2 separate regions of the Homo sapiens genome follow, and region 2 is linked to region 1. A link is a contact called in ENCODE Hi-C or POLR2A ChIA-PET data. All regions are on one chromosome and are shown on one strand. Each heading gives the region's core, a stretch centred on a gene start or an enhancer-like site at or near the end of the contact. The rest is flanking DNA. Distances are from core to core; before and after follow the strand shown. Region 1 overlaps ANKRD55 (ankyrin repeat domain 55). Region 2 has its middle 17 kb from the start of IL6ST-DT.

What was found. Hi-C counts contacts between places; a loop is a spot of excess contacts on that map. ChIA-PET counts read pairs that join two places held with the same protein, here RNA polymerase II (POLR2A). Pooled maps may share reads with other maps.
Region 2: a pooled map shows a loop between it and region 1 (3-fold over the local background). The contact joins two enhancer-like sites. A Hi-C loop is called at or near these places in 1 of 168 maps with a recorded cell type or tissue (HepG2), 1 of 37 single-sample maps with no recorded cell type and 6 of 50 pooled maps. POLR2A ChIA-PET finds 5 or more read pairs at or near these places in 2 of 52 experiments (CD4-positive, alpha-beta T cell and activated naive CD4-positive, alpha-beta T cell).

What each region holds. Positions count from the first base shown.
Region 1 is chr5:56,198,159-56,203,372 of GRCh38, reverse strand. All of the region lies in intron 2 of ANKRD55 (ankyrin repeat domain 55), which reads left to right. Among named protein-coding and RNA genes, the nearest start is that of ANKRD55, 33 kb to the left of the region's middle. Within about 2 kb of position 2,068, at least 2 of the 41 ENCODE cell types and tissues checked have a DNase peak (open chromatin) inside an H3K27ac peak, as active enhancers do.
Region 2 is chr5:56,009,183-56,014,396 of GRCh38, reverse strand. No RefSeq gene overlaps it. Among named protein-coding and RNA genes, the nearest start is that of IL6ST-DT, 17 kb to the right of the region's middle. RefSeq lists a silencer at 1,883-1,932 and enhancers at 2,063-2,192, 2,343-2,412. Within about 2 kb of position 1,981, at least 13 of the 41 ENCODE cell types and tissues checked have a DNase peak (open chromatin) inside an H3K27ac peak, as active enhancers do.

The sequences.
Region 1 (5,214 bases), core at 819-3,318:
CTTAAAGTATAATAATAATAAAATTAAATTAAATTTTAAAAAAACCATCAGATCTCATGAGAACTCACTATTATGAGAACAGCAGCATGGGGGAACCACCCCTATGATCTAATCACCTCCCACGAGGTCCCTCCGCCAACATGTAGGGATTACAATTCGGATTACAATTCAAGATGAGATTTGGGTGGGAACACAGAGCCAGACCATATCACTGCCTAATTACCAAAGTATTTCTTGACATAATATTTTAACATCAGAAAAGTTTCCACAAAACCCCAGTGGGTGAGAAAGCCCATCTGAGCAGAACATGTGTACTAAATTAATCAGTAAATGTGTATATTGCCTCCATCCTAAAGGCCCCATACATAAAGATTAAGATATTTTTAAGAATTAATATTATTAAAATAAAGATGCATTCTATTAAAGTGCATTCTAAGAGGCATCTTTACTGAATTTCAACACAGAAACACTCCTTAAAACAGAAAATTCCATTCCCCAGGTCCTCTTCATGCAGGAGAGATGCTCAACATGAAATGCCATTCACAGCTCAGAAAACCTACCCCCGCAAGAGCACAGAGATGCTAACATTCAAAGAAACACAACATGTGTTGCATCACAAATTTGGTTAGGAAGAAAGATCTGATTGCAGTCAGATATTTACTCTTGAGATAATATTGTTGCAAGACTTCCTCCCCACAGAATGAAATCTCTTCTTTTCCACTCCCACGGTATGAAGGTCACTTTGCATGTTTGTTCCCTCAACTGGTACATGTGGAAAGTTCGGAGCTATTTTTCCCTTTAAAATGTTAGAAAGAAACTCTCTTCTTCTCATATGACTGACACTTTCTAAAACACTCTTATCATCTCAGGAAATACACCCTGAGGGACTGGAGAAGACATGAGAAATGGTAAAAATGTTTCTGCTCACAAAATTACTACAGCCTGCTGCACAAGGCAAAGGGTCTCGTTTAAGAGCAAGGAGACACAAGTGCCTATCAATGTCAAAGTAGTAATTTGGATAATAATAACAACAGGCACACTTTGTTTTTTTTTTTCTTTAACTTTCATTTTAAGTTCAAGGGTACATGTGTAGGATGTGCAGGTTTGTTACATAGGTAAATGTGTGCCATGGTTGTTTGCTGCACAGATAATCCCATCACCTAAATATTAAGCTCGGCATCTATTAGCTCTTCTTCCTGATGCTCCCCCTCTCCCCACACCACCCCCTCTGACAGGCTCCAGTGTGTGTTGTTCCTCTCCATGTGTCCATGTGTTCTCATCATTCAGTTCCCACTTATCAGTGAGAACACGTGGTGTTTGGTTTTCTGTTCCTGCATTAGTTTGCTGAGGATAATGGCTTCCAACTCCATCCATGTCCCTGCAAAGGACATGACCTCGTTCTTTTTTATTGCTGCATAGTATTCCATGGTGCATATGTATCACATTTTCTCTATCCAGTTTATCACTGATGGGCATTTAGGTTGATTCCATGTTTTTGCTAACAGTGAATAGTGCTGCTATTGTGATATGCATGCAAGTATCTTTATAATAGAATGATTTATATTCCTTGGGGTATATACCTAGTAATGGGATTGCTGGGTCAAATGGTATTTCTGCCTCTTGGTCTTTGAGGAATCACCCCACTAATTAACACACTTTGAATATTTACTCTGGGCCAGGCACTGCTTTAAGCACTTCATATGAATTAATTCATTTAGCTCTCAGAACAGCCCTAAGGGGGAGGCACTATTCTTATCCATTTGGCAAGTGAAGAACGGACATAGAGATGTTAAGCAACTTGCCTAAGGTCACATAGCTAGCAGGTAAGTGGCAGTGCCAGAATCAGACTCTAGAGGTGAGGCCCCAGAGCTTGTGCTCTTACCATTTTTCTATATGTATGCTTTGTGTCACCTGATATATTTGAAAAAAGTCACATGAGACTAATTTTGTTTCAATGCCAGCCAGCTGTATCAATGACCTTTAACTTGTTCTTGCATGGCCAAAGAGTTCCAGATTGACTCAGGGCCCAGGTGAAGGTCCACAGAGACTCTTTATTACCAGTGGGTGGCAATGTTGTCCCATGAAGCCATCGTGGTGCAGTGTAAGGCCTGGCATGCTCCTTAAAGGTGGAAAGACGCCACTTTGTGGATAGGTCATTCTGGGTACCCCTAAGAATGCAGTTTCTTCAAAGCATTCAGGATAATCCCGCAGGGGGAGAGAGGGAATTAGAGGAATGCCCAGGAAACTGTTCATTGAAGTGATTCTTCCCGTCCTGCCATAATATCTCCAGTATGTCTCAATCATAAATAAGACATTTGTCTTCCCACTAGGGCATGTCTTTCTTAGGGACAGAAACTCTGTAGCCTTTGTAACTACAATTTTACTAGCATATGGTAGATGAGTAAATGGATGAATGAGTTCTTCAGAGGCAATCAATTCTATTTCAAGGAACAATCTAAGAAAGAGCTTCAGAGTCCTCTGTGGTTGTCCAAAATGAATCCAGACATCATTGGTGACCCTAGGATGTGTTTAGTCACCCAAGAATCCTCAGAATAGAATAAACCAAAGAAAGCCTCCCCAAATTACCCTGGTCTGAGCTCTTGAAATTGCAATACCCAATGTGCCCTTCCACTGACCTGGCCCTTTTGCAAAAGGGTCACAGCTTAGGCAGAACAAATGTCAAGCTAACTTCTGGGTAATTTCAACAAAATGGGCCCAGTAACCGATGCAGTCAAGGGCTTTCCCAAAGAGCTCCATAATAACCCAAGGACAGAGCCACCATATGAAGCTCTAAAAAAGGAACTTTTTGTAAAACTTGAGATACTCTAAGGAAGGTCCTCTAATCTAAAACATTTTTAATAGCCTATTACGTGTCTGACATACCAGTATTAATGCTAAGCCCTTGACATTGGATAATTTATGATACATCCAGAAATCAGTTAGGTTTTTTGACCATGAAAAATGAAGGAAAGAAATGATCTTAAGGCTGTCTATTCTTCCAATTTTTAGGTAAAAATTAATAAAAATTAAAATACATACCTATGTCTTTTTTAAAAAAAAACCTACTAGAGTATTTATAAAGGTCAGAATTAGCAAAATACATACTTTTTTCTTTTTTAGGATGTTATCAAACAGCAAGGACTTGCTTTCTTAGTTATAGATATGCTAGGCTCTGTGTACCCCCTTAGTATTAGTTTATTAAAGCTAGTAAGCCTGAATTTGGTTTATTCTGACAGGTATAAAAGAACATAAATTCATTATAGAGAATTTGAAAAATATAGAAAGTTCTGAAGAATATCCAAGAGATTATCTCTATAGACTTTTTGATGCACGTTCTTCCAGGCTTTTACGGACTTTTACACATTTCATATATATACATATTACAATTAAAACACAATTGTAGAGATGCTGTGTTGCTCAGGCTGGTCTCCAACTACTGGTCTCAAGTGATCCTCTCACCTCGGCCTCTTTTTTTTTTTTTTGAGACAGAGTCTCACTCTGTCACCCAGGCTGGAGTGTAGTGGTGCGATCTCGGCTCACTGCAAGCTCCACCACCCGGGTTCATGCCATTCTCCTGCCTCAGCCTCCCAAGTAGCTGGGACTACAGGCGCCCGCCACCACGCCCAGCTAATTTTTTTGTACTTTTAGTAGAGACAGGGTTTCACCGTGTTAGCCAGGATGGTCTCGATCTCCTGACCTTGTGATCCGCCCACCTCGGCCTCCCAAAGTGCTGGGATTACAGGCGTGAGCCACCAAACCAAGCCACACCCAAGTTTTTTTTTTTTTTTAACTTTGAACATGGTAATTTATCTTATGCATTATTTAAATCAACTGTTTAAAAATGTTCAAAAGCCACTTTAAGAAACATTTAAAAATACATTTTTCTGACTTAATGGTGATCACTTAAAATAAGCAAGTCACCAGACATTTTTAAACCATTCATAACACCATTACCTTAAATAATTGTTAGATTCCAAAACACAAACATTCACTATGTAGTACAACACACTGCTCAGCAGTAAGATTAGTTTCCCTCTGATAAAATACTTCATGTAGGTTATTAATTTGCCGGGCCCTGCAAAGTTATTAAAATTTAACTAATATAAACTGAAAACTAGAGAGGTAAGGGAATTGAAATAGAGCACAATTCAACCCTAAAACTTTAGAGCTGGTTTCTCTAAAGAGAATTTGTAAAATTCCTTATTCCACCCTTTGTTAAAGTTTTTATTTCAACTCTTAGATATAAACACGTGTTTGGGTTTTTTTGGGTTTGTTTGTTTGTTTGTTTGTTTTGAGACAGAGTCTCACTCTGTCGTCCAGGCTGGAGTGCAGTGGCGCGATCTCGGCTCACTGCAAGCTCTGCCACCCGGCTTCACACCATTCTCCTGCCTCAGCCTCCTGAGTAGCTGGGACTACAGGCGCCCGCCACCACGCCCGGCTAAATTTTTTGTATTTTTAGTAGAGACGGGGTTTCACCATGTTAGCCAGGTTGGTCTTGATCTCCTGACCTCGTGATCCGCCTGCCTCGGCCTCCCAAAGTGCTGGGATTACAGGTGTGAGCCACCGCTGCCCAGCCCCTAAACACGTGTTTTTAAATCAACAGAGGTAACATTAACATTTAGCATAGGATCTATCACAGGTTGTCTCCCAGATTGCTTCAGTATGTTTCTGTCAGGCCTACTATAAAGAAGAAAAACAAAGCAAATGGGTTTTGGTTTTTTTTGTTTTTGAGAAAAGGGTGAGTGGAAGAATCCAAATAACTTTACTTCCTTTAATAATTGTAGATGTGGCTAGGCGCGGTGGCTCACGCCTATAATCCCAGCACTTTGGGAGGCTGAGGCAGGCGGATCACCTGAGGTTGGGAGTTCAAGACCAGCCTGACCAACATGGTGAAACCCCGTCTCTACTAAAACTACAAAATGAGCTGGGCGTGGTGGTGCATGCCTGTAACCCCAGCTACTCGGGAGGCTGAGGAAGGAGAATTGCTTGAACCCAGGAGGCAGAGGTTGCGGTGAGCCAAGATCACGCCTGGGTAACAAGAGCGAAACTCCGTCTCAAAAAAAGAAAAAAAAACAGTAATAATAATAATTGTAGATGCAGAATTAATTTAAAATTCTAGATTTTTAAGTAGGGCAACTATCTTGAGAGCCAGCAGGCATTATTCTTAGACTTTTACTTTCAATCTCATAGGGAAACCCAGTTCGTAGGTTTAAA
Region 2 (5,214 bases), core at 732-3,231, 190 kb after region 1:
GGTTTTGTGGAATAGAAAGGGGGGAAAGGTGGGGAAAAGATTGAGAAATCGGATGGTTGCCATGTCTGTGTAGAAAGAAGTAGATGTGGGAGACTTTTCATTTTGTTCTGTACTAAGATAAATTCTTCTGCCTTGGGATCCTGTTGATCGGTGACCTTACCCCCAACCCTGTGCTCTCTGAAACATGTGCTGTGTCCACTCAGGGTTAAATGGATTAAGGGCGGTGCAAGATGTGCTTTGTTAAACAGATGCTTGAAGGCAGCATGCTTGTTAAGAGTCATCACCACTCCCTAATCTCAAGTACCCAGGGACACAAACACTGCGGAAGGCCGCAGGGTCCTCTGCCTAGGAAAACCAGAGACCTTTGTTCACTTGTTTATCTGCCAACCTTCCCTCCACTATTGTCCTATGACCCTGCCAAATCCCCCTCTGCGAGAAACACCCAAGAATGATCAATAAAAAAAATAAAAATTAAAAAAAAAAAAAAAACCATTAGATGGTGTGAGACTTATTCACTATAATGAGAACAGCATGGGAAAGACCTGCCCCCATGATTCAATTACCTCCCACCAGATCCTTCCCACAGCACATGGGAATTATGGGAGCTACAAATCAAGATAAGGTTTGGGTGGAGACACAGCCAAACCATATCACCTCCTCTTCAGAATTCAATTTCATGTACTTTCTGAAGCACCAATCTGTTATTATTATATACTTCCTTCTACTGCTTTTTCTCATGTCAAAGTGCCTTATCATGTGTATGTTCCTGGCACCTGACGTTGAGCATGGCACTCCACAGATGCTAAGTAAATGTTTGCTATAGATGGAGATTGTGTTGATCTATGGAAATGAGGGATTGGGTGAAGTACCAGTTGTTGCCGCTGCTAACAACAACCGCATTCCCAGGTCACAGTGGGACCTTTGGCTGTGATCACCTTGGCACGTCCTGCCTTAATTATAACTCTAATTCTGGCCAGGTGCAGTGGCTCACTCCTGTAATCCCAGCACTTTGGGAGGCCAAGGCGGGCGGATCACGAGGTCAGGAGATCAAGACCATCCTGGCTAACGTGGTGAAACCCCGTCTCTACTAAAAATACAAAAAATTAGCTGGGCGTGGCGGTGGGCGCCTGTAGTCCCAGCTACTCGGGAGGCTGAGGCAGGAGAATGGTGTGAACCCGGGCGGCAGAGCTTGCAGTGAGCCGAGACTGAGCCACTGTACTCCAGCCTGGGAGACAGAGCAAGACTCTGTCTCAAAAAAAAAAATAAATTATAACTCTAATTCTGCTGTGGCCTAACTAGAGTTAAACAACTTTATGACAACTATTAGCCAGACACTCGAGGCACAAACATATTTTGCTCTCCTTTTCTTTCCCCATTGAGAAGATACAGGTTACCAGGTAAATGCCTGGTCACTCCTCAAGTTAGGACATTATTGTACTAAGGGAGGTCTGCGTGGTGAGTAGGAAATGGAGTTGCCCGGCCAGCATCAGCGCCCAAAGTCCTTTTCTGTATTTGCTCTCTTTGGAACTGGATACCACCAATGGAGTTGTGTTTGGTGGCAGGAAGCTGAGCATGTGAGGTTGCAACCAGAAGTTGCAGTATAGCTTAGTGTTTGAGGATGTGGGTTTTACAATCAGATCTCCTGGATTTGACTCTTGGTAGAGACTCCTGTCTAATTACAATCGTAGGCAAGTCATTTGACTTCTCTGACTCTCACTTTCCTCATCTGTAAAATGGGGATAATAATCAGACCAGCTTTATTTGCTGATATGAGAAATAGATAAGATCATATATGTAAAATGCTTAGCATCTTGCCTGACACATAGTAAGCATTTGATAAATGGTAGTTTTTATTAGTGACTCAGCCTTTCTGTGGCTCAGTGCTGGCTTCTTCCCTCCTGCTTGTGATTGTGGGAGGTGAAGGGCCTTACACTTCCCTGCTCATAGGCAGGGCAGTTAGTGAATAGTGTAGAGGAAACTGGGGTTTCAGGTGCAGCTAGAGAGAGCAGGCTTTGCCCTGGCTTTCTGCCTGCCCAACAGCTGTGATTTAGCATCTGAATATAAAAACTGCCAGTATCCTCCTTAGCACACCACCACCACCTCCGCAGCCTGCCACCTTCTCACTCATAGTAATACACAAAGCTAGGATGTTCTCCAAGAGTTGACATTAACTCTTAACATCTGCCCAGCACTTTACAGTTTAGAAAGCCCTTTCCCATCTCTTCTCCCATTTGGCCCTCATACTATCCTTCTGCAGTAGTCAGGGACAGCTGTTGTTAGTCACATTTTACTGATTAGGAAAGTGAAATTCAGAATGATTATGTGATTTGCCAAAGGCTGCATAGTCAGGAAGTTACAGAGCTCAAATAGAGATGTTCTGACTCCGACTTAGTCATCTGCCCACCCCGTCACAGCCCAAATGCCCTCCATGTGGAATGAGGTTTTCCAAATAAAAGCATGATGTGTATGTTCTACATGTAAGATTATTTCAGCAAAATTGTAGAAATGTGAAATACTTCTTACCTCCCTCTCCAGGACCCGTTGCTTAATGTTCAAGTATGTATATGGGTCTCAGGAAAATGAGAGGACAGACCTGTCTTTCAGTTAGTTGTCTAAAAATATTTATTGTCATGCTTTAACCCTAAGCAGTAGTCATATCCTATTTAACCTGAGTGTTTGCCCTAATCTCTCATGTTTATTCAAACAAAAGGTATCCATATTTGACTTTATATAATGATTTTTTTTTTGAGATGGAGTTTCGCTCTTGTTGCTCAGGCTGGAGTGCAACAGTGTGATCATGGCTCACTGCAACCTATGCCTCTCTGGCTCAAGTGATTCTCCTGCCTCAGCCTCCCAAGTAGCTGAGACTACAGGTGCCCGCCACCACGCCCAGCTAATTTTTTTGTATTTTTAGTAGAGACTGGGTTTCACCATGTTGGCTAGGCCAGTCTCGAACTCCTGACCTCAGGTGATCCGACCGCCTCGGCCTCCCAAAGTGCTGGTATTACAGGCGTGAGCCACCGCGCCCGGCCTATATAATGATTCTTTTCCTCCCCTTCACATTCAAGAAAGGAATCTGACATGCTTATGAAAATTGAAAACAGAAAACAAGATCAGATAGAAAGCTTTGGAGAGCTGGGGTCAAACTGAGTGTGAATTCACTGTAAAAGGGAAGGATCGAAAGCCCTGTTTGCAGTAGAGAATCTTAATGGTGTGGACTGTGTTGGGCAAGCAGCTCTGGTTAAGGACACTAACGCTTGTGCAGAAGTTTTGTTTTCAGATTGGCAGAAATTAAAGATGTGGCCATGAAGGAAACAATCTTAGTCTCTGGGTCATCCACACTCATTAACTGTAAGTGATAGAAAGGGCCTGAGCTTCAGTGTCATACAAATGTGAATTAGAATCCTGGCTCTGACATTTACCCACTGTGTGACCTTGAGCAAGTTCCCTAGTGTCTCTGAGCTTTGATTTCATCTGTAAAATGGGACAGTAGTGCCACTTTCCAGATGGTCGAAGGGATTAAGTGACATGATTTAAGTAGAATGCCTGGCATGTAATGGGTGATTAATAATAAATGGCAGATATTATTTATTATCCTAAGCAATTAACAAGAATTATATGATGGCAATGTTTTCTAAACAATACCTTTACAGATTAATAATATCATTAAAATGACAAAAATCCATTGGTGATTCTTAGCCTGAACAATCTCTCTGTGTCCTCCATCAAGCTTAGTTATCAAGAACTTCAGTTATTTGCCCGCAAGCCTCTGTGTCTCCATGTGATAGGTCACCATAGGATTTAATGTCAGATTCAGGCTGCTTCAACGCTCAGTCCTATTTCACATTTACTTGAAATAGTGGTTTATCATTTTTTTGCTGTTTTTTTCTTTTTGAGACAGAGTCTCGCTCTGTCTCCCAGGCTGGAGTACAGTGGTGTGATCTTGGCTCACTGCAACCTCCACCTTCTGGGTGCAAGTGATTCTCCTGCCTCAGCCTCCCAAGTAGCTGGGATTATAGGCACCAGCTATCATGTCCAGCTAATTTTTGTATTTTTAGTAAAGATAGGGTTTCACCATGCTGGCCAGGCTGACCTCAAGTAATCCACCCGCTTCGGCCTCCCAAAGTGCTGGGATTACAGGCATGAGCCACCGTGCCTGGCCAAAACAGTGGTTTATCATCTTGATCCTGCCATTAACTAATTGTTTGAACCAGAAACTAATTGAAACCAAGTCCCAATGTCTTCAGTGAAACAAACTGCAGTGTGTGTGTGTGTGTGTGTGTGTGTGTGTGTGTGTGTGTGTGTGTAAAATAAAGGTCTGGGCCAGGCGCAGTGGCTCACGCCTGTAATCCCAGCACTTTGGGAGGCCAAGGCAGGCGGATTACCTGAGGTTGGGAGTTCAAGACCAGCCTGACCAACATGGAGAAACCCTGTCCCGACTAAAAATACAAAATTAGCCAGTCGTGGTGGCAGGCACCTGTAATCCCAGCTACTCAGGAGGCTGAGGCAGGAGAATTGCTTGAACCCGGGAGGCAGAGATTGCGGTGAGCCAAGATTGCACCATTGCACTCCAGCCTGAGCAACAAGAGTGAAACTCCGTCTCAGGGGAAAAAAAAAAGGTCTGACATTTAGGCTTTCATTATTATTTTGAGACTCCAAACCACAGATCCCCACTAAGTTATCCTAGTTTACTAGTCAGTCCATAAGTCTTCCATGATTAAACTTACTAGTAATGATAATCATAACAACAATAATAATATACCTTAAAAATTATAAAATATTTTTCCATGTCTAGCACTTTTACATATATTATCTTATTTAGATTTCATAACAACTTATTGAAAGAGATTGTATTTCCATTTTACAGATAAGGAAATGGAGGTTCAGGTGAGACAAGTAATCTGTCTATAGTTATAGAACTAATAAATGGTAGAGCCACCTGGTTTTCTATCTCCATGTCCAGAGATTCCTATCAAACCTATCATCATAAACAACAAAGAATTACCAATTGTCTAATACATTAAGGATAGTGTGCCTGGCTCTATTTGCCTAACTGGTTGCTTCCACCAAGGCCCAGCAGAACAAAAATCAGAGCCAGCAGCCACATACCCCCTTGATCCGAGCCTGGCCCCCTTGCACATATGTGATCCTGTGAAATTCACTAACACATAAAGCATCATGCCATCTGAAGGCACAAAATAGCTATTAATAATC